Regions from separate parts of the Homo sapiens genome. Here region 1 is linked to region 2. Evidence: read pairs that join two places in POLR2A ChIA-PET (ENCODE). Cell type or tissue: B cell. All regions are shown on one strand. Each heading gives the region's core, and the rest is flanking DNA. Links, peaks and the distances in the headings are about the cores only. Region 1 holds the start of LOC105373908 (a long non-coding RNA gene). Region 2 overlaps NYAP2 (neuronal tyrosine-phosphorylated phosphoinositide-3-kinase adaptor 2).

Evidence for each region. ChIA-PET counts read pairs that join two places held together with the same protein. Peaks named below come from ENCODE experiments on the same cell type or tissue, not always from the same donor. Only the 100,000 strongest peaks of a DNase experiment are listed, where the experiment ranks them.
Region 1: POLR2A ChIA-PET joins it to region 2 with 11 read pairs; 2 of 35 experiments call an interaction of 5 or more read pairs at or near these places.

Annotation. Positions count from the first base shown.
Region 1 is chr2:224,193,843-224,209,836 of GRCh38, forward strand. LOC105373908 (a long non-coding RNA gene) reads left to right here and starts at 8,903. Exons shown (of 4, transcript XR_923954.2): 1 at 8,903-8,981; 2 at 9,120-9,176; 3 at 9,323-9,414; 4 at 9,679-9,846. In B cell, for the core only: no CTCF peak of the experiment used is centred there; no DNase peak of the experiment used is centred there.
Region 2 is chr2:225,659,477-225,675,470 of GRCh38, forward strand. The region is part of intron 7 of NYAP2 (neuronal tyrosine-phosphorylated phosphoinositide-3-kinase adaptor 2); the gene reads left to right. Among named protein-coding and RNA genes, the nearest start is that of NYAP2, 270 kb to the left of the region's middle. RefSeq lists a silencer at 9,227-9,276. In B cell, for the core only: CTCF peaks have their summits at 6,117 (motif pointing right) and 6,316; a DNase peak (open chromatin) is centred at 6,045.

The DNA of each region.
Region 1 (15,994 bases), core at 7,990-10,489, 1.5 Mb before region 2:
CTTGCACTCCTTTTTCACTTTCATGGCTCATATTCAACCCACAGAAAACTCACCAGGTGATTGCTTTTGTGCTAAAATGTTCCAGAAGTGTAGGCTGATCCTAGCATGGTGCCATTGAAGGGGAGTGCTATTCTTTTCTAAAGGCAGCCCTCTTCCTTGCTTCCTTTAGTTTTCCTGTAAGTAATACAGTTACTATCTTCTATATTTTCCAATGGCAAGAAATACACTTCAAGTTCTCTTCATGGCATTCTAGAAGCACCCCTCACTAGGCTTAAGGTGATGAAGGTAACATTCCTGTACCCTGTCTAGATTGGGGGTACTCAGCATAGCAACTACTCCTTCCAAAAAGCCACCCCACACAATATTCTCTTCTCATTTTCAGTTCTTCCTTGGAGGGTATATGGGACTTTAAAAGTCATGCAATCAGTTCTTGAAGAGTCCTACAATGTTGTCTGTCTTACTCTTTTTGCCTCATACTATGACTGGATGCCTCCCTGGGAGCATCTGATTCAATGTCCTGCCCACAGGGATGGATTGTGAAATCCAGTCCTGATAAAGAGCATAGTGAAGACTGGCAGAGACCTAGGGAGAAAGAAAGAAGTCACGCCAATGGCTCAGCAGTCACAATGTGGTCAAAGAATGGCCCCAGTGGGGCTATTTGAACAAGCACTAAGAAATGATACAGGGTGGGATTGAAAAGGTGTCTGCTGCTGACACAATCTGGTTTTGACTTTAAGAGCAGGTGGCTGAGGTAGAGTAGTGAAAAAAAGATCACTGATGTAGATGAAGATGAGTGTCTTGGCTGGATCTTCCAAGAGGATGTTGGAGATAAGAAGGAGTGACCTGGAGCTTGGTAGTTGACTCCCTGGTGAAGGGAAAAAGTGCTTAAGCAAGATTATTTGCATTTCAAAGGAAGAGGGGATTGAACAAGAAGGGACTGGGAACAAGCAGCTGGAAGTAGTAGCATTTGCAGGTAAGGAAGAGTTCCATCCTGCCTTCCTGCACTTGTGATATGTGGGGCTGGAAGAGATAAAAGGACATCAGCCTGAGGCAGCCACATTGGAAGCTGTGTCCTCAAAGGATACCCAGGCTTCATTTACAGGCAAGAAGCCAGAGGGAATCTTTGGGGAAGAGATTAGGATTAGAAGGAGCTGGCTGATCAGCATATTGGTTTAGACAAAAGGGTTTGGGAGCGGAGAAGAAAGAGAAGGGTCAGGAAGTAATGGAAGACAAGGGAGACACAGTAGGTACTTGAGTCCTACAAGGTTCTTTGTGGCTGGAAATTGATGCCTATGGTCAAAGCATGGGGCTCAACTTCCTCACGGTCAACTGATACCAGCTGCTCCACTGGGTCTAGCAAGCAAGTCACCTGGTTTTTCAAACCCTAATCTGACTATGTCATATATGCTACTTCCCCTAGCTTGAAGTCATAAAGACAGGACTGGTTAGTGTGATTTAGAGGGTTCTACACAGTCATCTCCATGCCTGCTATTCCACACCACCCTTTCTGGCCATCTTCTATCCCTTAAACTTTCATCCCTCTCATGTTCTGTCTGTTGCTGCAGGGCCTTTGCATATGCTGTTTGTCTGGCTGGAATACTACCCCCTCCACTTATCATTTAGTTAAACACTATTCAGCTTATCTGAAAGCTCAGCTCAAATTTCTCTTACTCCAAGCTGACTCACCTGCCCTCACTGACTGGTCAAATCCCCTTTATACAGTTGGTCATTTAGTGTCTTTTTAACACTTATCACAGTTACAACTATATGTTGTTTAAGGGATTGTTTGATTAATATTTCTCTCTTCCAAAAGACTGTAAGTACCATGAGGGCAGGAACCATGTGTCTTCTTTATACTAACTCTATTCCCCAGAGCATAGCACAATGTCTGGCATCTAGTCCTGCTTTTGGTGAATATTTACTTGCCGAAAGGATGAAGAATGGTTTTCACTGGCTGGCATTGGGGGGCTGGTGTGCAACTGGCCCCTGAAAGACCCAGCTGGTGAGCTCAGAATCACAGCACTGGTGCCTCCCAGGTCCTCTATTGGCAATGGATGTCCCGGCAGAAATGGGAGCTGAGCTCTAAAAACTCCAATGTCTCTTGAATTGCATTTACTTATTTTTTTAAAAAAAGATTTTTCTGAGGCTATTTTAGCAGTTGATTTTTGTAGTTTGGCTATGATTCAGTAATTTCCCTGAAAGACAGGGGCCCTGGACTGTTTCCCTGAAAAGAGGCAATCTCATCCCTCTTGGATAAGAGCACATTGTCTGTTCACAAGGGACCTTCAGAGCTCTGCTTCTTGGGGGAGAGCCCAGGAGATGCAGCAGCTGCAGACTCAGTATTCCCAGGGGGTCAAAGGTCAAAAGGTCAAGGGTGTCTTTCTGCAGGATACCCCAATCAACGAAGTCTAGCCAAAGAACTGTTTGCCTCCCAGTTCCTAAATTCAACTTCCTGCCCTAGGCTATGGGCACTGCCATTCTGAAGTTTCACTGTATTATGATTTGTAATATGAATAAACATGAGTTTTGATGTTGACTTGGGAGAAGGGCTCTCCTAGCTTAATGACCAGTGAGTGGTTTTGTGTTTGTTTTTTTTTTTTTTTTAATGTGCTGTTCAATCTCCAAAGGACCAATTGACTTGGAGAAACAGAATCCAAAAGTAGTTTGTTCTTTTACTGGGAACGTAAGTTCCCCATAAGCAGGACTCTTGTCATTTCCAGCCCTCTGTGTTGAATACACATAAATATGACACGAACAAATACCATATACTTCCCTCGTTGGGTCACTTTCAGCTCTTCCATCCAAATAACTGGACTCCAAAGTGGTACAAAACAATCATGAAAAGTGAATTTACTCACAGGAAAAAAAGTGAGCCATTTCTTGTCTGAATTATCATGTGGCCAGCAGGACCTCCAGAGAAGAGGCAGCACCGAAAAGGAAATATGGTACATGATATGGAGAAGGGCGGCTTCCAGGAAGAGCCATTTTCTTTGTAAGAGATGGAGTTCTGGCAGAGACAGGCATTCTGATCTTCATAAAGCCATGCCACAGAGTCATGGATTCTGAGACAAATACATGTTTACTAGTTGCCACCCCAGGGGTCATCTGTCAAAAGGCCAGATGAATCATCAAAAGCGTCAGATGAATTAATTGTGAAAAATAGAGTAGATAAAGTGAATCACACACAGAACTACTGAGTTGCAAAACTCTCAGTTTACTTAGAGAAGACCTTTCACTTATTCATTCACTGTTTTGTTTGTTTATTCAATGATAATTCATTGAGTACCTAAAATTGTGTTGAACCCTATGCTGGGGCTACAAGACAAATTAGGTAGACCGTTTCCATTTCTTCATATTTGCTCTTCCCAGCCATTTCAGATTTGTTTACATTATTGATGGATTCAAGGATAACATTAATAAATTTTCTAATTTATTCTAAGAGCAGCCAAGGTTAATTAAAGAAAAAAGTCATGAAAGAGAAAGAGGGAATCCTGGATGGCTGCTTGGCTCTTTAAACCTCAGTTTTCTTATCTGTGAAATATGGGGATCCATTACATGACATTACATAAAGTCTGTTCTGTTTTATAAACATACAGTGAAACCAACATTTTCTTAGAGATCTGATTGGACACTGATCCAGTCTTTACTGTTTTGTAATAAATTACCTTAAAACGTAGTGAGTTAAAACAACCTCCATTTTATTATATCTCATACCTTTTATCAATGGAGAATTCAGCCGAGACTTACAGGGGTGTATGGCCTATTCCACGTGGTGTCTAAGTTCACTGTGACATATTCAACTGACAGATGGGCTGGTCTGGAAGTACCGAGATAAAATCCCATGTTCAGAGGCTTGTTTGGGACGCCTGGGACACTGGGCTCAGCTGAACGGTCATTGTGGTATCTAGAGGTGGCTTTTCCAGCATGACAATCTCAGGGTAGCTGGAGTTCTTACACAGTAGGTAGCTCAGAGCTCCCAGAGTGTTCCAGGAGAATTAGGCAAGAGATGCAAGATTTCTTTTGAACTAGCCTTCAAATTCCCAGAACACCACTTCTGCCACATTCCATTGGTCAAACCAGCCCAGATTCAAGGGAAGGGGAGAAATAGACTCAACCTCACAATGGAAGAATTGCATGGGCCACAAGGAAGAAAGTCATTGATGGCAGCCAGCTTGGAGGTAAGCTACCATAGTCACCAGGAGCGTTTAAATGCTACAGTGCCTGAGCCCTGGCAATTAAAAATATAAGTCTCTCTGTGATCTTTGATTTCTCCTTCTCTTCCTATAAGCTAAATCATGGAAAGTTCGGTAAAATACCTCGTGATTACAAGTGATTCCTGAGCATGGATGGAATCTGATATGAAAATACTTAGATGCGCTTTACATTGATGAGAAAGATCTGGGAAAATTTTAAAAAGTGCAGAAGGCACGTAAGACATTAGGTCTCTTAGCGGTTGCATGGATCAGCTCACAGCCCCTTCTCTCCATTTTGAAACCTCTAGTGAAAGGGATTTCTCTCCTAGACCCTGTCCTTGTACTTCCCATGGTGTTTATCAGGTGTCTGAGGATACATGTCGCTTTTCAATCACAGATTTCCAAAAACCTGAAGCTTTGATTCCTCTGCTTCTCCCACAAGGCATTAACAGGTTCTCAATCACTCTCTGCTTAATACACACAATCACTGTGATGGGGTTCACAGGAGGCTGGGAATAACATAAAGAGTAGTTTGAGATCAACCCCTGCTTTCAGAAAAAGGTGATTTCATTATCTGTGTTGGCTAATGTTCAACAGCTCACCGATGCTCACTAATAGGCAATAAAAGTGAAAACATCCACTGGGGGTTTGATGTCTGGTCTATGTCTTGGTAAATTAAATAGTGCACACTTTGTGGCAAGAGGCAGAAAAGATTTGTACGCTAAGTTTTCACGAGGAGACAATCTTTTTACCCATGAACTCGCTGTCTCTGTACACGCACACTTTTGGTCCAGGCTTTTCCTTTGAAAGATAATCTTTGCACAGTGTTGTAAAATGTAAAATAGAGGTTCCTCTTCAAAGACTTTCCTCCCCCATCTAATTAGGAATAAATAATAACTTCTCTTAAAAGCAAAATTTATTCAAAGACCTGTGCTAACATTCTTAAATCTCTGCTAGCCATAATAAAGAAATCAATGTACTTTATGTCCTTAGCTCCCACAATTTAGCCTAAATATTTGCCCTGGCGTGCTTATACTGGTCCAAGCAAGCATTCGGTTATAGCCTGTTTCTCTTCCTTATTGAAAAGCGTTTTTATCTTTCTCAGCATTCCACAAGTTACTTCCTCCTTCCTTTGTTCTCCTCTACCTTTGCCTCTTTTAAAAAGTTCTAAGTTGCTAGCCAATCAGGATGAATACAGAATGTGAGGTCCCGTTCCAGCCAATGGAAACCGGACACAGCAGTAAGGTAGACCCGTCAGGTTATAAATGACCCTATCTCCTTTGCTCGCTGTACTCTCGTGGCAAAACTGCTGGTGAGTGTACACTTTCTGCAGGAAGTAAAAATGGCTTACTAAATAAATTAAGTTTATGTTCAAGTGCTATTTCTTTACAGCACCAGAGAATGAGCATTTCAAACAGTGTGGAAATTCTGCTCAACACAGATGGGGGCAGGGTAGTTGGTGGTTGAGAAAGATTAATCATTACCCTTATGGCAAGTTTAATTAGTAAGAAAATGGAGGAAAACTGAGAAAAAGGAAAGCCTCCTTATTTACATTGTACTAGAGAATCAATTTCAACGTCATAAAAAAAAGTAAGACATGAGTTACAGACCCAGAAAATGTAAGGGCTCCTTGTTTTTCCATAAAATGTGAATACCACATAAGCAAGAGCCTACTTTTATTGTGTCTTCTGATTCTAACTATACTCTTTCATTCTCTTTCCATCCTAAAAGAAATTTTTTAAAGATAATGCTTTCAGAACCCTCCTACAAGAAAGCACAACATTTCTTATGATTATATAATAACTGTATAATACATATAACTGAATAACAATGAATGTTCTCATTTTTTATTACTTATTTTCTACTTACTTTCATATTTCAAACCCTGGCTCAATATCTCACTTGCTGTGTGTCTTTGGGCAATTTACTTAGTGTCTCTCTACTCTGTGGTTCCCTCAACATTAATAATTATACATATCCATATGACAGTTTTGAAAATTAAATGAGCTAAAATAGGTTCAGAACAATGCCTGATACACAGTAGATGCTCAATATGTATAACATGAAATTAACAAACACCTTCGCAATATTTTCTCATTTAATCCTCAAAACAAGCCAAGCAACATTAGGGAAACAGGATCACATTAGGAGTTACAGGTCTATATTCTGCAGCCAGACTCTGCGTGTTCGAATCCTGGATCTTTGTCTCACTAGCTATATAATCTTGGCAAGTTACTAAATCTATCTGTGCCTTAGTTTCCTTATTTGCAAAATGAGAATAAGAAGAGTACTTATTTCACAAGTTAAATGTGATATTATACACAAAGCACTTAGAGAAATGCCTGGCACGTGGTAGGTGCCGCCATTTTATTTGCTGCTGTTGAATGGTAATGTCTTGTGTTGGCTTAGTGTGCGCAGATGTGTTACTGTATAGTAGGCCCCCATGCAGGGCTGGTTTCACCGGTCACCCCGGGACCCATGCTTAGACTCTTTTAACTTGTTTTCGTGTTCAATTGTCACTGTCTTGAAATCCTTAATAAGTATTTGAAGAAACAGGACAGCATTTTCATTTTGCACTGGGGGCCTGAAAATTATGTAGCCAGGCCTGCCCCTGGTTTTTGGAATTGATTCAAGAGCACAGTTGCTTATAGGCCACTCATGCTGACTCATGTGAGGTATGTGCATTTATTTTGGGGCATCCCCAAAGCTCAACATTTCTGCACATTGAGCTTTGCCCCTATTTGTCAGAGTAAAGGGGCTGGGGGCCAGCTGGGTTCTGTTCCGGGTTTGGTACTTTTCAGTTCCACGGGTGTAATGTGAGATGAAATTATCACAAAGTATGGAAAATCCACACTCACAGCTCACATTGTACTGAATTGGTAACGTATCAGAAACGTGTTTACTATTATGTGAGAGCCATTGTGTTAATACAAAAGAAATGCATAAAGAGTGTTATAAAATGTATCAGAACTTGGCCAGGCATGGTGGCTCACGCCTGTAATCCCAGCACTTTGGGAGGCCGAGGCAGGTGGATCACCTGAAGTCAGGAGTTCGAGACCAGCCTGGCCAACATGGTGAAACCCCATCTCTACTAACAATACAAAAATTAGCCGAGTGTGGTGGCGGGCACCTGTAATCCCAGCTACTTGGGAGACTGAGGAAGGAGAATCGCTTGAACCCGGGAGGCGGAGGTTGTGGTGAGCCAAGATTATACAATTGCACTCCAGCCTTGGCGACAAGAGCAAAACTCCATTTCATTGAAAAAAAAATGCATAAGAATTTCTTGTCATTATGTAGTTCTTCAATGAATGAATATTAAAGATCATATAATATTATTAGGCAGCAGATAGAGAATTTTTATGGTAATGGAGGTCATTATACTTAAAACAATTGGGAAACCCCATATTACACTGTAAGTTCCTGAACTGCCAGATCCATTTCAATTCACATTTGAGCCCTCTTATTTCCTTGTTCAAAACCTCGCACACAGCAAGCGTACAATTAGCATGTTTGCAGTGAGTGATATAAGCCTAATGGATTGATCAGATTTCCATCTTAATAGGTCAGATGTGGGAAATATATTAGGTTGAGCTAACAGAAATAACAAGGGACAGTGAATACAAAGGGGATCCTGGAAGACATGTGAGATGGAGAAGGGGAGAGCACAGACTGCTTAAGTTCTTGGAATCATAAGAACTGATGAGTCAAGATGAAGCAAGTACACAGTTGGAGGACAGCTTGACAGAACAGAAGTGGGTTTTCCATGGAAGTAGGCAGACACCACGCCAGTGTGTTCCAGAACGGCATGCCTTCTCACTCGAGTTACATTCATGTCACTCCCCTGTTCAGAATATTCCAGTGACTTCCCAGCCTGCAAAGCCCCCAATCCCTATCTGGTCTAATTACTTCCTACTCTCTCTCTCCCCACCTCCTTCTGTTCCAGCCACATTGTTCTTCAAGCTCCTCCTTAAACATGCCTTGTATATCCCTGGGTCATCAATGTTCCCTTTGCCGGGAACACTTTGCTATCATTTTCTTCATTCCTCACTTATTCAGGTCTTTTCTCCAAGGTCGTATCCTCAGAGTGAACTTCTCCAACCACCATGTGTAAGATAGACAGCACCCCAGTCATTCTCAAGCACTTTATCTTTTTAAAACATTGTATTATGTATTTATTTTTTCCATTGCCTATCAGTTTCATTTCTCATCAGAAAAACACATCTTTCTCTTTTGTTCACAGCAGTATCCATAGAGCTTAAAACATTTCCCAGCAGAGTCAATACTCAAATCAATATTTGTTGAATGGATAAGTGAATGAATGGGTAAATGATTTAAAAACCCATGTGCAAATGAAGAAAGCAGTCCATTAGAAGAAGAGCAATGTATCGTCTACTAGTTCTGCCTTGGGAGATGGTCTGCGGAAGTGTTGGGGATCTGACAGAGAATGAGATCACAAGGGGCTGGACTTGGATTTGGAATTTAAAGATTACATTGAGCCTGCAAACTTACAAACATCCTGTATACTACAAACTTGTTATGTCTTCTTCTTATACAGTTATAGTCAGTGCCAGTAGACTGAGAGTTTTGGCAAATCCACAGTGACTCGCCTATTCTCTGTGGTGGACACTGTTGCATGGAAGGAGCTCCCAGGATTCCCCAGGCGTGTTCTTCTGGTATGGTGGCTTCTGACTTGGCTTGGGTTACTGAGCCAACTTGATACCTTCGGTGCTCTGTCTGCTTTTTGCTGTTACCAAGGATAGTGGACTCCACCCGAGGAAGTTACAACAGGTAGGAGGAGGAGGGAGAATCATCCTGAAGAAAAGGATGAATTCGCTGTCTGAGAAAATATTACCCTAACCAAGCCCATGGAGTTCTAAGTATTTGTGTAGACTGTATGACTGTTCCAAACACTTCACTCTCTCCCAGGAACACATGATACATCTGTACTCTTTGCCATGTGACTGTATGACGCCTCCTAGTAAGGTAGGTGGGGAAAACCTTCCCGCCTCACTGACTTTCAGGTTGGCCATGTTACTTGCTTTGGCCAATGAAATGTTAGTGCAAATACCATGAACAGAACTTTCAGTGTGCTTGTTTTGTTTGGCTTGCCCTCTTGTACCATCTTCCAGGAGAGCTTCCTAGGGTGGCAGATACATGCAGCCAATTTAAGCCCAACCTGTAGGCAGAAGCAGAGCTACCCAGCTAATCTGCAGACATGCGGGTAAGAATCATAAATGTATGCTATTGTAAACCGCAGATATTGGAGTTGTGTTTTTATGCCATAAAAACTTGATTAAGACAGTTGTTGGAACATTTTCAGTGATATTTCTGATAATCGTGCCCTATATATCAAGCAAAGTTGCTATAGCTTAGTTATGTTGTGTTACACACCCATTTTGCCTAAATTCTACGTCAAACTATGAGAGTCAGATTTTTCACCTCTAGGATGGCTAGGGGGTAAGCTATCCTTCTTGTTCTGTTCCAGGGAACTTGTCTGCTTTAGAAATGCTGCCTGATGGACCAGCACCAAGGACGTTTCTTCAGAAGAAAAGCTGTCTCTTTCCCCTGTTCTCTTACATTCTTTTGCATAAGGCAGGTACTCGATAAATTGAACTGATTAGTTGCACTGCCCAATAAGGTAGTCATTATCACCTCTGGCTATTTAAATTTAAATTATTCACAATTAAACAAAATAAAAATTCAAGTTCTCAATAGCCACATGTGGCTAGAGGCCACCATATTAGACAGCACAGATGTGGACCATTTCCATCATCACAAAGTTCTGTTGGACAGTGGCTACGTCTAGATTCCAGAGGTTGGGTAATTTATTAATTCTGAAGGCTGGGAGAAGTAAATTCTTTGTGGTTTGATGATATGAGTGCTGCGACGATAGGATGGAGAGAGGAGAAAGGGAATAAAAGAAAAAAATGAGCTCTATAATCTCCTTTTACCTTTGGTTTAGACATAAATAATCTTTATGAAATACCACCTGGTGTGTTGGTTATACTCATTTTGCTGATTTTTCTAGAAACATTCTAGGGCATACAGTTCACCAGTCACATTTACTGATAAATGGGTATGTGTGTATGGTTCTTCCAGAGGGTATCTCAACAGAACAACCATATTTCAATTCATCTCCCAATGCAGGGAATGTGTCAAGGTTTGTAATCATAACCTCCAACACCTCCAAAACTAGAGACAAAAAGAACACAGAAAAAATGAGAAAATGTGTTCAGTGCTGAAACTAGCACTCCCAGCCCCAGGTCAGTTACAGCAGTGGCAGGCATTATGTTTGTCTCCACAAGATTCATCAAGCTATATGGGCAAAGACTCAGCAAGTAGAAGGCAACGGAGCATGGGCTAAGATCAGCAATTTATCTGAGGCCAAATACCACAAAACAAAGGGAGACTCATTATGTAAGCTAGCTACAGGTGTATTAGTTCCGTTTCAGAGACTTCCAACAGGTTTTCATATATTTCACATTTAACATCAGTATCAACCTTAATGTAAGAGACACTGCAATCATTTTTTATAGTACTTGGAAATGAAAATTCTCAGGAGGAACTTTTCAAAGGATTTTTCAGTTCCATTTTTCTTATAGGAAAAGTTTTATATCTAAGGTAATACAATCTGCTCTTAAAATAGACTGAAGTGTCTCTATTCCTTTCTGAACTTTTGGGTCATCTTTGGTCATTGATCCCAAAGAGTGGATTTCTAAGTACTTAGGTTTTCTTCACTAGCAACAGTCCCTGGACTCTGTCATCCCTAGTAGCTGTCTTACACAGTATCCAGCACTCTTCAGCTAACACTTTCCACCCTTCCAACCCATTTTGCCTAAATCTTATCAAACTGTGAAGGCCAGATTTTTCTAGACCTTCTAGAACTTCCACTGCAATGTATTTTGAGACTCATCAAGACCACCAATCCAAGGACCCCATAACTTTCTTATTATTTTGTCTTATTTTCTTAGTGTCTATTACACAGTCCATTATCACAACTACTATCTTATAAACACCCTTAGATTCCATGCCACTGTCTCTGATGTACCTTCCAGGGAAGACTCTGAACCTGATTTTGCCCAATTTTTGCTTCTTTTTACACTGCCAACTGAATGGCTGAGCTGGCCAACCTCTACTGTGCACTCAACATAGTCCAGAATTTATGCCACATTTCTACATTTTAAGATAATAATTTCAACCACCCCCATCTCTCCTCACATCAACCCTCCAGCCCCCTTAAATACCAGCAACAATGTTGCCCTATTCTTCATTAAGAAGGTAGAAACTGTTGAATGCTGCTGGACTGAACTATGTTCCTCCAAAATTGATATGTTGAATACCCTCACCCCCACCCCCAGGGTGACTATAGCTGGAGATGGGGCCCTTAGAAAGAAGTTAAGGTTACACGGGGTCATTAGGGTGGGGCCCTAAGTCAATGGGGCTGGTAGTCTTATAAGAAGAGGAAGAGACCCCAGAGTGTTCACTCTATCATGTGAGGACAAAGCAAGAAGGCAGCCATCTGCAACCCAAGGAGATAGCCCTCGCCAGATATCAATGCCACTGGCACCTTGGTTTGGACTTCCTGTCTCCACAACTGGGAGAAAATTAATTTCTCTTATTTAAGCTACCAAGTCTATAGTATTTTGTTACGGCAGCCCAAGCAGACTAGTACAGATGGAAACCATCACCTTCTCACCAACAAATCTACAAACCTCCACACACACCCATCTTCCTTTCCTTCTCACCTAGTGTAAGGGGAAGTCAATTTCATGACTGCTTCTCAAGAAGTCTTAAAGCTTCTCGAAGACTTTGTTCATTTGATCTATTCTTTTTGCTCTTATAAATTAATATCTACTTCTCTGCAGAATTATTTGCAATATCCTGCAAACATGCTTCAATATCTCCCATGTTAGAAAAAAAATTATGTCCTCATCTTTCTCATATTGCCACCACAGTTATTGATTTCCATTCCCAACTCAATCTCTTGAAAGAGATGACCACACATTGTTTTCATCTGCCCACCTCTCACTCACTTTTCCCCTACTGCAACTCATACTAATTGCTACATTTCCTTGATAAGTTCACTGTTGCAATTATCTAATGTTGCATATCAAAGCACGCTAACTTTGTGGCTTAAAACAATAACAGCTCACAAACCACTCATGGGACAGGGTTCAGTAGAACCATCTGGGTGGCTTAAGGCTGTAGACAAGAATCATCTAAAGGCTCTGCCATTTCCATGTCTGGCAGTAGAGGCTGAGGAGCTCAAAACACATCAGACTCCAACAGCGGAGGCTCTTCCAGCATCTTTCTATGGCTCTATGTGGTCTCCATGTGAAATCTCCAGTATGGCAGCTTCACTGTAGTCAGACTTTTTCCAAGTTATCTCTAGAATATGAAGGAGCATGCCCCAAAAGAGAAGTGCCAGTAACTATGTGTGTAAAAAATTAAACTAAAATTCAGCGGTGTAAAACTACCATTTCTTATGCTAACTAATTCTGTGGGTCAGGAATTCAAACAGGACAGAAGAGGGATGCCCCATCTCCTTGCCATGTCTGGGGCCTCCTCTGGAAGATTCAAAGACTGGGAACTGGAGTAGTTGAAGCTCACTGTAAGCCAAAACCTCAGTCGGAATATCCACACAAAGCCTCTCCATATGTCCCCACCCAAAAGTCATCTTGAATTGTAGTTTCCATAATCCCCACTTGTGTGAGGGAACTGATGGGAGGTAATTGAATCATGGGGATGGTTACCCTCATGCTGCTGTTCTCCTGATAGTGAGTGAGTTCTCATGAGATCTGATGGTTTTATAGGGGCTTTCTCCCTTTGTTTGGCACTTCTCTCTCCTGCTGCCATGTGAAGATTACCATGATGGTAAGTTTCATGAGGCCTCCCCAGCCATGTGGAACTGTGAGTCAACTAAACCTCTTTCCTTTATAAATCACCCAGCCTCGGGCAGTTCTTTGCAGCAGCATGAGAACGGACTAATACACCTGAGCTTCCTCAAGATGTGATGACCGGGTTTCAAGCATGAGCCCTGAGAAAGAAAGAAAGAGAGAGAGAGAGAGAGAGAGAGAGAGAGGATTGAGACCAACTCAGGCTAAGTCATTTTATAACCTAGCTTTGGAAGGCTGTACATCAAGGTTTTATCTTGGGGCTGCAGCCTTTATAGGGCTTAAATATTATATTTATCCTAATGAGTCCAAAATTTATTCCAGTTTCAGAGATTTACCCTAAGCTTTGATGTCTCCACTTACAACTGATAGGTTTTTCAAACTTATCAAACCTAAAAAAGGTAACTAGATTTCCCCTATCATCCTCTAGTCTTATATATTTCAGTAACTATCATGATCAAGCCAAAATCCTGAGAATTGTCTTTGTATTTTCCATTTCCCTCTGTTCCTTCCCTCCAATTCATCAGTAAACCTGGATTCTATCTACAAAATACACTTCAAATACATTCTCTTTATTTTTTTCATCATCACCTTATTCTGAGACACCAATATCTTTTTCCTGGATGACTAAGTTAGCCTCCTAACTTGTAGAAAGCATCAGGAACATGTTTGTGAACATCTAAGCTTTTAATACCCTTTGATCAGCCTTCCCTCAATATTATCTAAATAAAACACCCAGGACTGTGTTGGAGTGAAAGCTCCTTGTCTCTGAACACCACTGGCTTCCACCTTGCAATGCCTCTCTGTTGATAGGAGCCCAGAGAAATGGCTCCCTATTATGTTTGTCTCGATGGAATTATGTTGTACTATTAGTGAAAAAATATTCACCTTGCCTAGAAAAGCATGGTGAATGTAAAAAAGTATTACATCTTTTTCTCTGTTCACCTGACAACATTCTTCAAGATACACAGATCTTGTTAATTAGGTACATTTCTCTTGATTTAATAATTTATCAAAAATTGCTTACTGAATGCCTTTTGTATGCCAGGCCTTGTTCTCTAGTTGCTGGGGAAATGGGAAAACAAAACAGAGCTTCAAATAAGGAAAGGGCAGACAACAAAAATCAAATGTGAAACGTGTCAAGAGGCAATAAGAGCTGTGCAGAAAAATAAAGCAGAGAAAGGGAGGTGGAAAGTGACAGGACAGGCACAGGGTATGCACTGGTTTCCATCTGTTGGTGAGGAAATGCATCCTTTCAAGACGACGTTTGAGCAGAGAACTGGATGATGTAAAGGAGCAGCTATGTGGGTATCTCAGGACAAGTGTTCCAGGCAGAGGGAATAACAAGTCCAAGGGCCCTGAAGCTGATGTGTGCTTGGCATATTCAAGGAACCACAAGGAGGCCAATGCTGCTGGAGCAGTGTGAGCAAGGAGAGGTTGGTGAAGGATGAGGCTGGAGAGGTAGAGCAGGAGTACACTGAAGGTTCATTGAGCAGACTGTGTAATAAGGCTGAGAGTGTTTTAGTGGAAGTGGTGCTCTTGTTTTCTAACCTTTGGTGCATGCCAGAGGTAGAGAGGGTGTGTTATCAGCCACAAACAAACCTCCAGGGTAGTAGACATATGTGTGACATTGGTTTCCCTTATGAACCCCAACATCTATTCAATATATGCAAAGCACCAGATACAATACCTGGACATAGCAGTTTCGCAATAAATGACAACTGCTATTGTTTCTTATCAAGTTTGGGGTTGATTGGGAAGCCTAGGTTCAAGTCCCAAATCCAGCACTTACATCTTATCTGTGTGACCTCCAGCAAATCACCTAACTTCTCTGGTCCTCTCTGACTATGGTGTCAATAAATGGATTGATTGACAAAATACATGGCATAGCACAGTGCTTGGTACATATTCAGGGCTCAATAACTTTCTTATTGTTATCATCAGGGAGCTTCTAATCTCCTCCCTTTGTTGCAACAGCATGGAGATGAGAGATATCCTATAGACATAGTGGATATTTTTATGGGCATTTCTAGACCCTCTTCCCCACAGCTGTTTTCCTTGTTTTATTCATGTCTCTGTTCACTGGGCCACCGTCACTCTGTATTCCTTGTCCTGCTTTATTTGTCCTCCATCACAGTGATTGACGTAAAATCTGCTAGACATCTACTTTAGTACTGTCTGTCTCTTTCAACTAAAATATAAACTCCATGAGGGCAAAAGGAGCCTTTTCTTCTTTAGTTCATTGATGTAGCTCCAATGCATAGAATAGTGCCTGGAGGATAGTAAGCTCACGAGTAACATTTGTTCATTTGTTGAATAAATAAACAACAACAAAAAACAAATTTCAGGGGGGCTCTTCCATCAGCAAGAATGGGTAACACCCTAAGTCACATACCTTGGCCTAGGCATTTAGCACTCTGATTTTCCTAATACAGAGCAATGTTCCTTTACATCACTATCATGAACATTAGGGCACTGAACACGTTGGATTTCAAGCCTGACAATTTGGAGAGCTCTAGAGTTAGACCAATTTACTTACCAGAACAAGCAGCCAGCCCTATCTCTACACCAGCCTCATGTGGGCCATTGGGGCCTCACTCTGCCAACCACCCTGTGAGCTGAGAGCAGGTAGTGAGTGCTGTAAATTTCTTCCATTAGTGACTGCCAAACAGTCCTTTCCCCCACAGCATTGGCTTCTCACTTAAGTCACATATTTCTATTTGTAATTTCTCCAAAGGGTCATTTCAGATATTTCACTTCCTGAAATTATAGTGATTGTATATTTTAGGCTATTTGCAGCCCTGCCTTATCCACCAGAGACTGGGCGTAGAAAGATGGAAGAGACATAAGATTTCCTTTGGCTACATTTGGTCTAATCAGTATGAACTTCACAAAGAACCATCTCGC
Region 2 (15,994 bases), core at 4,740-7,239:
CATCACAACCAAGGATACCAAAGTGAGTAAGGTTACATAGCTTATCCAAAGTTTTGTATTTATTAAATGTCAAAGGCTATGACATTAACCACTCAAAAACCTGAGATTTACCACTCAGAACCTGATATTAACCAGTCAAAAACCTGAGATAGACAAAAACCTGAGATAGATATGAGACTTACAGGAAGTAAAGATTTATTAGAATCCTGGCTCTACTGGTTAGTGGCTGTAAGACCTGGAATATGTTGCTGAACCTTTCTGAGTCTGGGGTTGTTGTTGAGGATTAATGAGATAACATAGGTGTGTAAAGTCCTGGACAGACATTACTTGTGGGAAAAAAATATTAATTCTTTCTCCTTTTCCTAACAGTTTTTCCTCTTTCCAAAAAATTCAATTTTTCTGCTTGCTGGAAAATTCTAAAGAGAAAAGTAGTTCAGTCAGTGTTATTCCAAAGGCAGTAGTCACTGAAGGAATGATTGGTCCACCCCACTATCCCCAAGCTGGTATACAACTGCTAGTGCATGGTGATAAGAAAAAGCAGACAGATTTCTAGTTGGTTCTATCACTGGTTTTAAGTTCTCTGTAGACAGTGCATCTCCTTATTGCCTGCACCTGGGGCAAATTGATTTCCCCCACCTTGTCCTTGGTACCCCCCTAGAGCCCATTATATTCATTACTCCTTCTTTCACAATTACAAAATTAGTTACTAAGTTATTTACCATGTAATAGGGAGTTTAGGTCTGGCATTTCTTCTTACCTTGTAGGTCTCATATGTGGGTTGGAGGCAAAGTACGTAGAAATTGGCTACAGGTAGCATTTCAGAACTGTCAGCTCTCCTGCCCCCAATACTACTTACTCACCTCTTTGAATTAAGGTAGGAGAAAATACAATGAAAACATTAAGTCTATATAGGAAGCTATTATCTGCTAGGGTCGGGACAGCAGGTATTAGAGACACAGGATACATTTTTTTTTTTTTTTTTTGCCAACCTCAGCATTTACTTAAAGATTCCACATACCAGTTTTAAATGCCTATTTTTTTTAATGCCTGCAACCATTCACATTATAAAATGTATCGATTTAACTATTAAAACGAATGTCTGGCTTCAGATGGGGCGGGCCAACTCAGCCTGTGGAAACACAGCATAACACTAGGTGGATACATGGCGCCACCTAGCGTCTGTAGCGCACTTTGGAATCTATACTTGGCTTTCAAAAATTGAATCAAACAAAACTGTTTTATGACACAGAAGATGTATGCGTTGTTTGGGATAATAAGCAAAACGCCTGTAGAAATCTATGACAAAATCTGCTGATGATTTTTGTTTTGAATTTTTTTCGTTACTTTAATCTTGCAATTTTAGGTTCTCTAACTTTTAAATAGTATGCCTTTAAAAATAATACTTAGGGGAAAAATGAATCACAGCTACTGATCTCAGAGTGCTATGCATTATTTATGAATATGTGCAGCTGTTTTCATTAGGATTTATGACATCTTCTGTGCATTGTAAATCCCTTAATTCAACCTGAGTTTCCAGGAAAGGAGATCATTATCCCTCTTTTGCCAACTGAAAAGGAAAAGAACAGAAAAAAGCATGACTGGTTAAATGGAAAAATTCCTTCTTGATTTCTTTTGTTTTCCATTAACATGTTTGAAACAGATAGCTTGAGAGTCTTTCCGGAAAATAGTATTCTTGCTAACTTGTGGGTAAATTTACCTCCAACTTAAATTGCATGTGCATTAGGAATAAATGTTTACATGCTGTTAGTACTGGCTCAGAGTGGCAGTACCCTTCATTCAGAATAATAAATATGTCTTTGCCATGAGTTTTTTACTCAAGAAACACTAGAGATCTTTAGCACTAGCACCCAGCTCACCTGCTGGACAAATCTTCATTCTTCATTCTGTGCTGCAAATGAACATTATCCTTCAGGTTGAAAACACTTCTCCAGATAAATTGGATTCCTAAAATAGCTTTTGTTGAGAGCTTCTTATGTGTTTGCCAGAGTGCTCAGAATGCTGTATTATCTAATGTTGTTCTTACAGCACACTTTTGAAGTAGGTAATATTATACCCGTTTCACTGATGATAAAATTTTTGGCTAAACAGTTTCTGTTACCTATTGAAGGTCTTATAACCAGTGAGTGGCTTTATGGATGTAAGATATAAAACCAGGTAGTTCTATCTATCAAACCCCTGCTTTATGCATAGTTGCCTCATATATAACTTCCTTTTTGAATTTGCTCTCTCTTTTTTTTTTTTTCTGAGGCGGAGTCTAGCTCTGTCACCCAGGCCGGAGTGCAGTGGCATGATCTCTGCTCACTGCAACTTCCACCTTTTGGGTTCACGTGATTCTCCTGCCTCAGCCTCCCAAGTAGTTGGGATTACAGACATGCACCACCACACCTGGCTAATTTTTGTATTTTTAATACACACAGGGTTTCACCATGTTGGCCAGGCTGGTCTCGAACTCCTGACCTCAAGTGATCTGCCCACCTCGGCCTCCCAAAGTGCTGGAATTACAGGCGTGAGCCACTGCACCTGCCCCTGAATTTGCTCCCATTCTAAAACTTATTTTCCTTCACTTTCATCCATTTATTTAATCACTCTTCAATTTCCCAGGTCTTGCCTTTTGACTTTTTGAGACTAAAATGTCATAGCAGAGGACAAATTCAACTAGGACTTCAAATAAGCAGAGTGCCAACCAAGAGCAAAATCTCCAAAGTTGACATGAGGTTGGGAAAGTAACTTCTGGAAGAAAGCTAAGTTCCATTCATCGGTTATTACATTTTTGTGGACCATGGACTAGTGCCATGGGACATCAGCCCTGCAGCTGTGCATGTGCACAAGTGTCTGTGGATATTAACACTTGAGCACATCGAACCCTTTCCACATTCTGAAAAGAAAACATATCCTCGCCCACACATGCACACATAGATATCAGCTTCCAGAGTACTGTTGTAGATTTAACCAACAACACAAAAGACCAAGACGTATTCACCAAAATGTATCTGGCTTCTGGACTTCCACAGAATCCTACGAACAGACACTTTAAAGTGGGAGGGGGGAACCCCAACTGTACTGTCATGTCAAAGCATTTGTTTTCTAAAGTAAATGCTGCATTAGAGCTAGTTAATAATCCCTAGTTGTCAGCTATTTTGACAGGGATGGCATTTGGAATGCTGCATTTAATGACTTCTTTCCCAGAAAATGAGAAAGTTATTTGAAGGACCAAAAGGTGTCAGGAGTAATCCTACCCAACCCAATCAACTTTGCATATGAAAGGGGTAGAGGTTTTTCGGGAGAAACCAATAGAGCTGAAGTTGCTTATCATTCAAGGAACGATCTAGGAAGGAACACAATCTGTACTGTCACTTGTCTGATATAAACCTAAATAATGAAACAAGGGACCTACCCTTGGAGAAAGCAAACACTCATATCCGACGATCGCAGTCTCCAGGCCTCGCGGAATTTCCAAGTATTTTGATTTCTACCTCCATATAAAATAAATAATGAATACAAAAGCACACTTTAGACCAGAAGTGTTAAATGTGTTCATTTTCAGTCATTCGTTTATTTAAAACATGGGCTATTTTTAACATTTTCTTTGAGCAAAAAAGTACAAAGCACTGTTTTTACTGTAAGCATGCATGGAGCACTAGGGAGAAGCAAGATGGGCCCAGGAAACCAGTACAGAAGGGGACTGGGGCCACTCCAGCATCTTTATGATTTGTGCTTTTTTTCTCTTGAATCCAAACAAGTCTCGCAAGATGACTCTGCAGTTTGATCACAGGTTTAGCATCTCTCACCCATTTTCCCAGCTCCAGCCTCTAAACTCACCCTCTGTTCCCAGATCCATTCTTCACAGCAGCAAAAGAGTGATTGTAGTTGAGTTCCTCCATGCAAAATACTTAAAGGTGCCCACTGCCCACAGCATGAATCACAAACAACTTTGCTTGGATTTCAAGGCCCTGTGTGACCTGGCCCTGGTTTTCCTGTTCAGCTTCCTTATCCATTACCTGCCTCCATTCACCTGCTACACCTCAGGTTCATCCACACACCCACCACAGTTCTTTCTCACTTTTTTTTTCTTTTTTCTGAGACAGAGTCTCACTGTGTCACCCAGGCTGGAGTGCAATGTCATGATCTCAGCTCACTGCAACCTCCGCCTCCCAGGTTCAAGCGATTCTCCTGCCTTAGCCTCCCAAGTAGCTGGGATTACAGGTGCACACCACCACGCCTGGCTAATTTTTGTATTTTTAGTAGAGACGGGGTTTCACCATGTTGGCCAGGATGGTCTTGATCTCTTGACCTTGTGATCTGCCTGCCTCAGCCTCCCAAAGTGCTGGGATTACAGATGTGAACCACTGCGCCCGGCCCTGTATCACTTTTAAATATTCCTGGCATGCCTCCAAGAGTTGCCTGACTCTTCCTTCTTCTTGGAACACCCTCCCTAGTCCTTGACTCCTGGCAAACTATTGCTTATTTGTCAAGTCTGGGATCAAGTGTGCTCTCCCATCCACAAGGCTTTTTTATCTTTCCCAAGCAGCTCTCCCTTCTCTGTCTCTTCCCTGTACTTACTGTCATAACCATGAAAGGCCTTATTTTTGCATCAGAGAGGAACTCTATTACACAGTAAAGCAGTGTGGGGAAAGTCAAGTTAAGTAAATTTTGCTACTATCTGAGTTTCAAATTTGCTGATGTGCACCGGAAATTGCAAAGCGAGGGATATAATATTGCTTATGTTTCTCAAATATATCCAACCATGGAATGCTTTTTGCATTTTTCCAAGGAGCATGTATGGATTCCAAAAATTCAGCTTATAATTGTTTGCATTAGAATGGAGGCTTCTTGAGGGCTGGGAATGTCTATTTTTATCCTGGAAATCTCTTGCTGTCTCAATACATATTGAATGAATAAATAATTGCTAACAGTGGAAACGGATTAGTATGTCATTGTATCACTGTTATAATAACTTGCAGACACATTGGGACTGTTGACTGTGGCTCTGCACACAGTCATCACATAGGCCCACCTCAGCTAGTTACTTACAAGTTTTACCTACTTACTGAGGATGAGAGAGAAAAATTAGAGAATAGAACTGAAATGCGGCCGGGCACGGTGGCTTATGCCTGTAATCCCAGCACTTTGGGAGGCAGAGGTGGTTGGATCACGAGGTCAGGAGATCGAGACCAGGATCATCCTGGCGAACATGGTGAAACCCCGTCTCTACTAAAAATACAAAAAAAATTAGCCGGGCGTGGTGGCGGGCGCCTGTAGTTCCAGCTACTTGGGAGGCTGAGGCAGGAGAATGGCGTGAACCTGGGAGGCAGAGCTTGCAGTGAGCTATCACGGCACTGCACTCCAGCCTGGGCGACAGAGCGAGAGTCCATCTCAAAAACAAACAAACAAACAAAAACCCCCAAAGGTTTATGAATATTAGGAGAAACTATCATGGAAACAATTCTAGAAAGACATTCCATACTCGAGTGATACAAGTATATATTTAAGGCAGAACATGAACTATGATTGGAGTAAATTAAGACATTTATAGTCTCTGAGAACAGAAGGGATTATGAAGCCTTCTCTCCACAAATAATATAGAATTTTACCTTTGCAAATAGCACAAACCTTACATAATTTCTCCATACATTTTACTTAACTTTATTTAGATTTTCTCTTTACAAAATTTTGCATAAGTTTATTGAAGCTGAACTTTGCTCTTTTTTTTTCTATAGTTCTGCCCTGGCTTTGCTGAGCAGGTTCCCTAAACACATGGAGACCTCCTCCTTGGGTGATTTAGCACTTGTTACATGCCCATAGAATCTTTAAAAATACTCTTGCAGCTAAATTCAAATACAAAGGCAAAAGAAAAAAAAATGTTTTTAAGTGTGAACACCCCCAGTGACAAACAGCTGTTCACTACTACAGTTTATTGAACCGAAAGAAGGTCTCTCCCCTTCCTGTCCTGCTGGTCTTCTCAATAGGAGTCACAAAAATGGAGCGTTTTAACACAACTGGTGAACAGTCTCATGAGCTGCGTGAAGATTTGCTAAATCTGCCAGGAGAGGGCAGCACACCACCTTTCCCTAGCTCCTTTTTTTTTTGAGACCAAAAAAAAAAAGAGTTGGAGACCAGCCTGACCAACATGGTGAAACCCCGTCTCTACTAAAAATACAAAAATTAGCCGGGTGTGGTGGTGCGTGCCTGTAATCACAGCTACTCAGGAGGCTGAGGTAGGAGAATTGCTTGAACCTGGGAGGCAGAGGTTGCAGTGAGCTGAGATTGTGCCATTGCACTCCAGCCTGGGCAACAGAGCAAGCCTCCGTCTAAAAAAAAAAAAAAAAAAAAAAAAAAAAAAGCCCACCACCCAGATAGACAGGAGGTAAGTGAGGCAAACGAGGTGGCCTAGAGTAGAGCACATCACGACCTTCTTTCCTTCTTATCCCACTCCCTCCCTCTCAGCTATTCCCAGGGGCTTTGGGTGGAGTGGCTAGACCTGGGGAAAAAGGATACCCTGGAGGATGCTGTTAGGTGCACACTTTCTAATGCTGCTCTGGCAACCTTAGATGCCACAGCTCTGAAGACCATCATCTGGGGTCTTGGCAAAAGGGTGGTGTGTGTAAAATTAACTTTCGGCCAATTTACCTTTTTCTTCTCTCTCCAAAGTCTCCATGCGCTAAAGTCACCTACTTTAATGCCAAATTGTTCACCCCATATGTCCCATGTCACCTATGTAGCCTACCTTCTCTTGCACCACCAAGCAAACACCAATAACTGACATATATCACTGTCATTGACATTTTGCAGTCATCAACATTAGTACTTGTTGACAAAAAGAGTCAAACTCTGTAAAATATTTGAAGAGATTTATTCTGAGCCAAATATGAGTGACCATGACCTGTGACACAGCCCTCAGGGGTCCTGAGAATATTTCCCCAGCGTGGTCAGGGTGAAGCTTGCTTTTATACATTTTAGGGAGGCATGAGACATCAATGAAATACATTGAAACAATATATTGGTTTGGTTCAGAAACGCGAGACAACTCAAAGCTTGGGCGGGGTTGGGGGGATGGTTCCAGGCTACAGGTAAATTTCAACATTTTTTGATTGATAATTGGTTGAGTTTGTTTAAACACTTGAGATCAATAGAAAGGAAATATTCAGGTTAAGATAAAAGATTGTGGAGACCAAGGTTCTTTTGAAGTCTTAAAGTGGCTGCCCTTAGAGACAATAGATGACAAATGTTTCTTATTTGGACCTTTAAAAAGTACTAGATTCTTAATCTTTTCAGGATTGGGAGGGCCTGAAAGAAAAAGATCTAGCTACCTTAATAGAGATTCTTTACAGATACATATTCCCCCCCCTCCATGCCCCCCCACCCCCCCAACACACACACAGAGGACAGCTTTGCAGGACCATTTCAAAATACAGCAAAGAAACATGTTTTGGGGTAAAATATTTTGACTTTCTTCTTTGTCATGTAATGTTATGCCAGGGTCAGATTGGAAAGTAAGTCACGGTATATAGGGTTAAATAAAACCATTCTGATGAGAATTTATGGTTTGTAGGGCATGACTCTCCAGACCCGTTAGATAGGAATTTGTGCAAGCTAAAAAAATCAGAGCTTAGTCCTCAGACTTCAGAATTTATAAGTTGCCTTCCTGTATTCAGCCAACAAATTCTTGTTGTGTACTGCTAAACACCAGATATTCTGCTAGATGCTTGAGTTTGAAGATGGTTGATATGACAAACTCCTGTGTTCAAAGAAATTTCAGCCTGATAAAGAAGCCAAATACGTGTGTGTGAATATATAAATATAAATATCATATATATTTAATAAGAGTGGGTGGGAGGCCTTTACAGTCAGACATAAGACAGTTTACAAAGGAGTGAGAAGTCTGAAGTCATACAATTTGTCAGAGAAATGCAAGCAGTTTAGCATTATAGGATTAACAAATGTTGAGGTGGGAAAAATTGTAGAAAAATGATTAGGGGATGAAGAGCATGTGGTAATGCTCTGGGAGAATTAGGAACCATAAGCATGATCATTATTACTCCCATTTTGAGGAAGCTGATTCACGTAGAAAGTCAAGTCAACAGAAATTTGCTAAGGAGCTGTCTCCTTTTAATTTAAATTCTGATTCCCTGAGATCATCTCACTTAAGCCTCAGATGACAGGGGGATTGTAGAAGAGAGCCCTTCCCTGAACAATTAGCATTACAAAAGAGGGCATTCTTAACCCAAATGAATCTTCAATGGATAGAATACCTAAGAGCAATCATTTGTTTCATATTTTCCTTTTGAAACTACTTAATAGAGATACCTTAATAGAGATGCTTTACAGATGCACGGTTGGAAGACTAGTATAATGTGTGTGCTTTTAAACACATACAGTTTTTTAAAATAATGTCACTTCATTTCTGAATATTTGAACATGACTATCCTAAGACCGAGTGTATTCTTCTAAACAATCAAACTCAAAAAAGCAGTCAGGTAATTTATAATAATTCACTACTACCTACTATCATCTAATATAAAGGGAATCCTCAAATCTCTACAAGGGCCCCAATATTATACCCCTCCCCAGTCTGGGATCCAATCAAGGATACGACATTACATATAGTTTTCAGTTTCTTTCTTTGTTTCTCCAAATCTCCTGAATCACAAATACTTCCCAACCTCATTAGTCTTTCAAGATAAGTGACATTTTCAGAGTCCAGAACGATTTTGCTTTTTTTCCAGAATGTCCCTTTGTCTGATTGTTCTCTTGTGATTAGATTTGAGTTCACCATGCTTAGCAAGAAAACTACATGTGATGACCTTCTCCAAGAGTCACACAGCAGATGACATCAGTTGGTTTCATCACTGGGACTGATGTTTGAACACAACATCAATAAGACTCTCTCTAGATTTGTCTACTCTATATACTCTGCGTACCAGGAGACTGAGGCCATGGGGGCTGCCTCAGATTTTCCATTAGAGGATCAGATCAGTGGATTGAGTATATTATGTTTCTTGTATTTTCTCTTAGAAAAAGAAGAAATCTAATTATGTTTTATCGATGTCTAAATATATTTGACCTAATGTTTTCTCATGTGACCATCACAACAGTCCTGCAAATCATAATCATTATCCCATCTCTGATGAGAAAACTGAGAAACAAAAGGCCAAGTGAAATCTCAAGTTCACAGAGTAATGGCAGATCTCGGCCTTGAACCCCTCTCTTCTTACTCTCAATGCACTGTCCTTTCCTGTGTGTGTGTCAGCTGCACTCTCCTGGGTATTATAGAGCAAACACATACTGAAGATTTCCTGTGCAGTTCATCACCACTAGAGGGAGGGAGAGGATCTCCAAAGTTAACATGTCTCCATTCATTTGGGCTAGAAATTACTTGACAAGTCAAACTATTAATGTAAGGTAATTACATACACAGGAATAAATAAAGAAAAAAATTGTGTCCTAATTGGTGTCCCCTGCTTTTTTTTTTTTTTTTTTTTTTTTTTTTTTTGCTGCTAATGGCTTAAAATTGATTGCATATGCATTAACTACAGACGTAATAGAGGATGATTAAGGACAAGTATGAATACCAAAAACTACATAATGAATGTCTGACTCATATTTTATTTACAGTGAGGTTTCAGGCAGGAACATGAAGTTGGCTGTTCTTTTACAATGTATGTTATCTACCTGAGGCATAAAGCATGTGGTACATGAACATACAGAGCAGATGTTAATTATTACTATTTTTCATGACTCTATCTCTTTCTTTTTACAAAAGAGATCAAAAGTCATTATGGCACGTGAATTTGGCTTTTATTACCCTGTATTGTTTTAAAATGAAAGGCCTTAACGTAGGTTTCTGCACATCACGTCTCTACCTACTACAAATAAGACACCATTGTTTAATTCATCCCTTAAAAGCTCATTCGTATGGACAAAAATGGGCAAAGCTAATCTCTATATATTTCAACTGATTATGTGTTACAAAAATAAACCCTAACTAGAGATAAAACTGGCAGCTTACATTTTCAACAACTTATTTTTCTTGATTACAATTTAAAAAATCATTTAGTGAGAAAAAAAAGGAAGAAAGAAACACAGTATTGTAATGTCAACCCTATGAAAACAAATATCCAGAATGTTCTGGGAAGAGCTCAGTTTGTTCTATAATTTGAAAACCACTGGGAACTGCTAAAGTGAATAACAAAAAAATCAAAATTTTATTAATATTTAAAATGCTGAAATGGAGAAAATTCAAAGTAGCATTCAGTTCAGTAGTAGAAAATGTGTAATTGTGTTAGACTTTAAAAAGAGAAAAATAACAATTTTTATTTCCGTTCTGTCCAGCAGTCAGATGATGTGCAAAGGGCAAGAAGGTTAAATAAATAGATACGATCATTCCAAAGACTCAAGTTGTTTGAAAGCAGTGTGAGCACACCTCCTCCAAGGAGAGTCGGGTTGTTATGAAGTACACCCAGGTTGCAGCGATTCACCTTACATGAGGGGAAGATGAAGAGCTCTTCAAATGAAGAAATGTGCTTTGCACATTCTGGCCCACTAAAACACTTTCTGCTCCAAACAGAAGTGGTATTTGCAGGCCCTACTTTGGAAGGTTTTATAGATAGGTCATGATTACTTCCTCTGACCAAATCCATTTTGTACAATCTTGCTATGGTTCTGTATCCTTGGCCTTCACAGTTGGTGTACATAGATGCCAAGGAATAAAAAGGATAACAGCCATCTGGTTCTCATCTCAACCAAAGAGGCAGGTTTAACTAGAGGAAATGGGTGCATGCTCGTGTGTCAAGTTATTTTTATTAGACCTGAAAGCAGAACCCTGGAATGTTGTACGGGGAGAGGTCATGCAATCTTTCCTTTGGAGACCTTTAAAACCACAGTAAATTTCCATATTGGTGAGATGATAGTAGTGTGGTTCTGCCTAAGAGAAAGGAAAGGATTACTAAATGAGTCTTTAGGCCATTTCAATGTAATTCTGCAGGAAATTCTAAAAAAGACCCTTACAAATTAATGGTCTTGGTTATGATTTTTATAGCCTTATGTCACCACAAAGGGGTGCTATTGCATTAGTTTATGTCCTTCCTGGGAAAACGTCTTCAGTATTTTCCAAAAAAAAAAAAAAAAAAAAAAAAAATTCCTACATAGGCTTTCAGCAATCATTTTGGCAGCATCAAGCAGTAATTCATTGTTTATCATGTGTTTTGGAATGACAGGGATCTGTATTAAAATCAATATTGCTAAGATTTCTTTGGATTGTTTACAGGCATACCTTGGAGGTATCATGGGTTCAATTCCAGACCATGGCAATATAGTGAATATTGCAATAAAGCAAGTCTCAATAATTTTTTGGTTTTCCAGTACATAGAAAAATTATTTTTACATTATAATCCAGTCTATTAAGTGTAAACATTGTGTCTAAACAATGTACATACCTTAATTAAAAAAATACTTCATTGCTAAAAATGCTAACGATCATCTGAGCCTGCATCAAGTCCTATGTTTTTGCCAGTAGAAGGTCTTTCCTCAGTGTTGATGGCTGCTGACTGATCAGGGTAGTGGTTGCTGAAGGTTGGGGTGGCTGTGGCAATTTCTTAAAATAGGACAACAGCAAAGTTTGCCACATCAATTTAACTCTTCCTTTTACAAAAGATTCCTCTGTAGAATGCAATGCTGTTTTTTTTTCTTTTTCCCTCCTTTACCTATGCCAAACCATATGATGCTGTTTGAGAACATTTTCCCCACAGTAGAATTAAAGTCATTTCTCTCAAACCCTGACACTGCTTTATCAACTAAGCTTATGTGATATTCTAAATCCTTTCTTGTCATTTCCACAATGTTCATAGCACCTTTACCAGGGGTGCATTTCATCTCAAGAAACCACTTTCTTTGTTCATCCCTAAAGAGCAACTCATCATGTGTTCAAGTTTTATCATGAGATTGCTGCAATTCAGTTACTTCTTCAAGCTCCCTTTCTAATTCTAGTTTTCTTGTTATAATTTCCACTTTACCACATCTGCAGTCCACTGAGGCCTTCAGTGCCTCAAAGTCATCCAAAAGGTTGAGATCAACTTCTTCCAAATTCCTGTTCATGTTGATATTTCAAACTCTTCCCATGAATGACAAGTGTTCTTAATGATATCTAGAGTGGTGAATCCTTTCCAGAAGTTTTTAAGTTACTTTTTTTTACCAAATTTATCAAATGAATCACTATCTGTGGCAGCTATAGCCTTATGAAATAGATTTCTTAAATAATAAGATTTCAAAGTCAAAATTACTCCTTGATTCATGGATTTAGAATGAATGTTATCTTAGCAGGCATAAAAACATTAATCTCCTTGTACATCTCCATGAGAGCTATTGAGTGACCAGGTGCATTGTCAATGAACAGTAATATTTTGAAAGGAATTCTTTTTTTTTCTGTGCAGTAGGTCTCAACATGGGCTTTAAATATTTAATAAATAATGCTGTAAACAGATGTACTGGCATCCACACTTTTTTTTTTCATTTCTAGAGCACAGGCAGAGTAGGTTTAGCATAATTCTTGAGGGCCTTAATATTTTGAAATAGTAAATGAGCATTGGCTTCAACTTAAAGTCACTGGCTGCATTAACTCCTAACAAGAGAGTCAACGTGTCCTTTGAAACCAGGTATTGACTTCTCTCTAGCTAGGAAAGCTCTAGATGGCATCTTCTTCCAACAGAAGGCTGTTTCTTCTACATCAAAAGTCTTTTTAGTATAGCCACCTTCATCAGTTATTTTAGCTAGATGTTCTGGATAACTTACTGCTTCACCTTACACTTTTATGTTATGAAAATGGCTACTTTCTTTAAACCTAATCAACCAATTTCTGCTGGCTGCAAACTTTTCTTCCATAGGTCAGTCACCTACTTCAGCCTTCGTATAACTGAAGAGCTAAAGCATTGCTCTGAATTAATTTTTGGCTTAAGAGAATGTGTGGCTGGTTTAATCTTCTACCCACACCACTAAAACTTTCTCCATATCAGCAAGAAGGCTGTTTCACTTTTTAATCATTCAAATATTAAGTGCAGTAACACTTGTAATTTCCTTTAAGAACTTTTCCTTTGCATTCACAACTTGGGTAACTATTGGCAACAAGAAACGTGGCATTTGGCCTATATTGACTTTTGACTTGCCTTCTTCACTAAGCTTAATCATATCTACCTTTTGATTCAAAGCGAGTAATGTGCAGCTTTTCCTTTCACTTGAGCACTTAGAGGCCACTGTAGGGTTATTAATTGGCCTAATTTCAACATTGTCATGTCTCAGGGAAGAGGGAGGCCTGAGGAGAGGAAGAGATGGGGGATATTTGGTTGGTGGAGCAGTGAGAACACGTAAAGCACTAATTGATTAAGTTTGCCATCTTATATGGGCATGGTTCGTGGTGCCCCCAAGCAATTACAATAGTGACATCAAAGGCAATCACAGATCACCATAAACAGATATAATGTTTTAGTCTGTTCTCACACTGTTAATAAAAACATACCTGAGACTGGGGAAAAAAAAAAAAGAGGTTTAATGGACTTACAGTTCCGCATGGCTGAGGAGGCCTCACAATCATGGTGGAAGGCAAGGAGGAACAAGTTATGTCTTATATGGATGGTGGCAGGCAAAGAGAGAGTTCTTGTGGAGAAACTCCCCCTTATGGAACCATCGGACCTGGTGAGGCTTACTTACTATCATGAGAACAGCACGGGAAAGACCTGCCCCCATGCTTCAATTACCTCCCACCAGGTCCCTCCCACAACACATGGAAATTCAAGATGAGATTTGGTTTGGAGATCTGGTTTGAGCCAAACCATATCATATAATAATACTGAAGAAGTTTGAAATACTGTGAGAATTATGAAAATGTGATACAGAGACAATAAGTGATCACATAGTGTTGGAAAAACGGTGACAACAGACTTGCTTGACAGAGGGTTGCCTCAAATCTTCAATTTATTTAAAAAAAAATGCAATGTCTATGAAGCACAATAAAGCAAAGCACAATAAAACGAGGTAAGCTTATGTAACAATTTCTTTAGAAAAATACACACAATCTTTGGATTATTGCTGTGCATTCATTACAAACTACACTTTTTAAATTTTTCTTTAGGCAGTGATGGGTGATATGGTTCTTACCTTGACCACTGTGAATCAAATTAATGTCTTATGCTGCAGTCATATAACCCTTTTGGGGTTAGGATTCTGGCATTAAAGAGCAATTGTTAGATCTGCAGGATAGTCAGAAAGCTCAGTCTTCTTTGAGAAATGATATGTGGTAAAACAAGAACATTCAGCCTGTGACTCCAGGAATAGTACCTCCTATCCACTCTTCCCTGGCAGGGAGTATGAAAAGAACAAAGCCGTCTACAGTCCTGTGTGTACTCACTACCAACAGTCCTCTGTTTCCCTTTTATCTTGGGTACAATGACAAAGCAGGCTGTCTGTTCCTGACCCAGATGGACTTCAGAACTGTAGCTCACAAATTTCCCCTGTGATGAGCAGAGGACCCCATTCGGGGCTGAGGAAGTCAGGTGAAGCCACAAAGCTTGGAGTCTGAAATCGCCTGAGCTGAGTCTAAAAGAGTTTCAGTAAGTAGCTTTCTGCTCTGAGAGCTGTGGGGTAGAGAGAGAGAGGAAACAAAAAAAGTAAAAACTTTCATTTCTTCTGACAAGACTTTGATGAGGAGACTGGGGACTTGAAGATAATGTAACTTGTAGAGAGTTGGGGCTTTGATTGTATATTAGGTTGTGGTATTTGGAGTTGGGGGTTAAAAATGTGTTCTGACATGCTGTACAAAGAAGGGCTATGTTTTCTGGTGTTTGCAAGTGAAATTAATTTCAAAATAGCTGAGGGTTTATTAGTCCCCCTCAGAAGAGTTTAACATCCCTTTATCTAGAAGCTTTGCTGTGGCTGTAGGAAGGGTTAGTGTGTTTGGAAAAATTGACAAGGAATCTTTGTGTTTATATTTGCCCGCTGGGACTTTGACTTGTGAGTATGTGAGGGGCAGAAGTGTGTTAAGGTGCTACAGTGATTAGCGGAGAAGCTAGACACATGCAAAGTGAATCAGCAGAGGGTGCAGGAAAACTGCCCTCAATCCAGAATCACCATCCTATGACCATGACCCCCGACATGTCATTAGTCTGTTGATTTTTCTCCTTTCCTGGAGACCAGGAAGCCCCTCGATATTTGTCAAAAGTGGAATATATGTTTTATCACATATCTTGAACCTCATCTATTTGTAGATTCTCCTGGAGGCAGTATGTTGAGGGAACAGGAGGTTAAATTTGGTCACAATAGGAGTGTTGGGAGATCTGTCGATCTTTGCCAAAGGCATGAGGTCATCAGTATTCAGGGAATTTGAAAAGGGGGTGTATTTTGAATGTTATATTTCCAGTAACATACTGATTTTAGAGTAGACTGTGTGTCAGCAAAGTGAGGGCAAGCCCCCAGTCTTATGTGTTAACAGGAAAGAAAGGATGAAATTCTTAATATCTATAGTAAAGTGAGTGATTATCCATTATTACCTTCTCAAATTATTTAACTAGAAATTTTTTTACAAGCCACATATGTCATATTAGTGATTTTTTCACAATTTATTGTTTATTAGTGGTAAAAGAATTTCCATCGAACTTTTTAAAAATTTCAACTTTTATTATAGTTTAAAGTATACATGTCCAGGTTTGTTACATGGGTAAATTGCCGATGCCGAGGCTTGAGGTCCCAATGATCCCATCACCAAGGCAGTAAGCATAGTACCCAATGGGCATTTCTTCAGCTCACACCCCCACCTCCCTCCCTTCCCCGTCTAGTGATCCCTAGTGTCTATTGTTCCCATCTATACATTCATGTGTAGTCACTGTTTAGCTCCGACTTATAAGTGAGAACATGCAATATTTGACTTGCTAGTATTGCAATAGCTTGCCTAGGATAATGGCCTCCAGCATCATCCATATTGCTGCAAAGGACA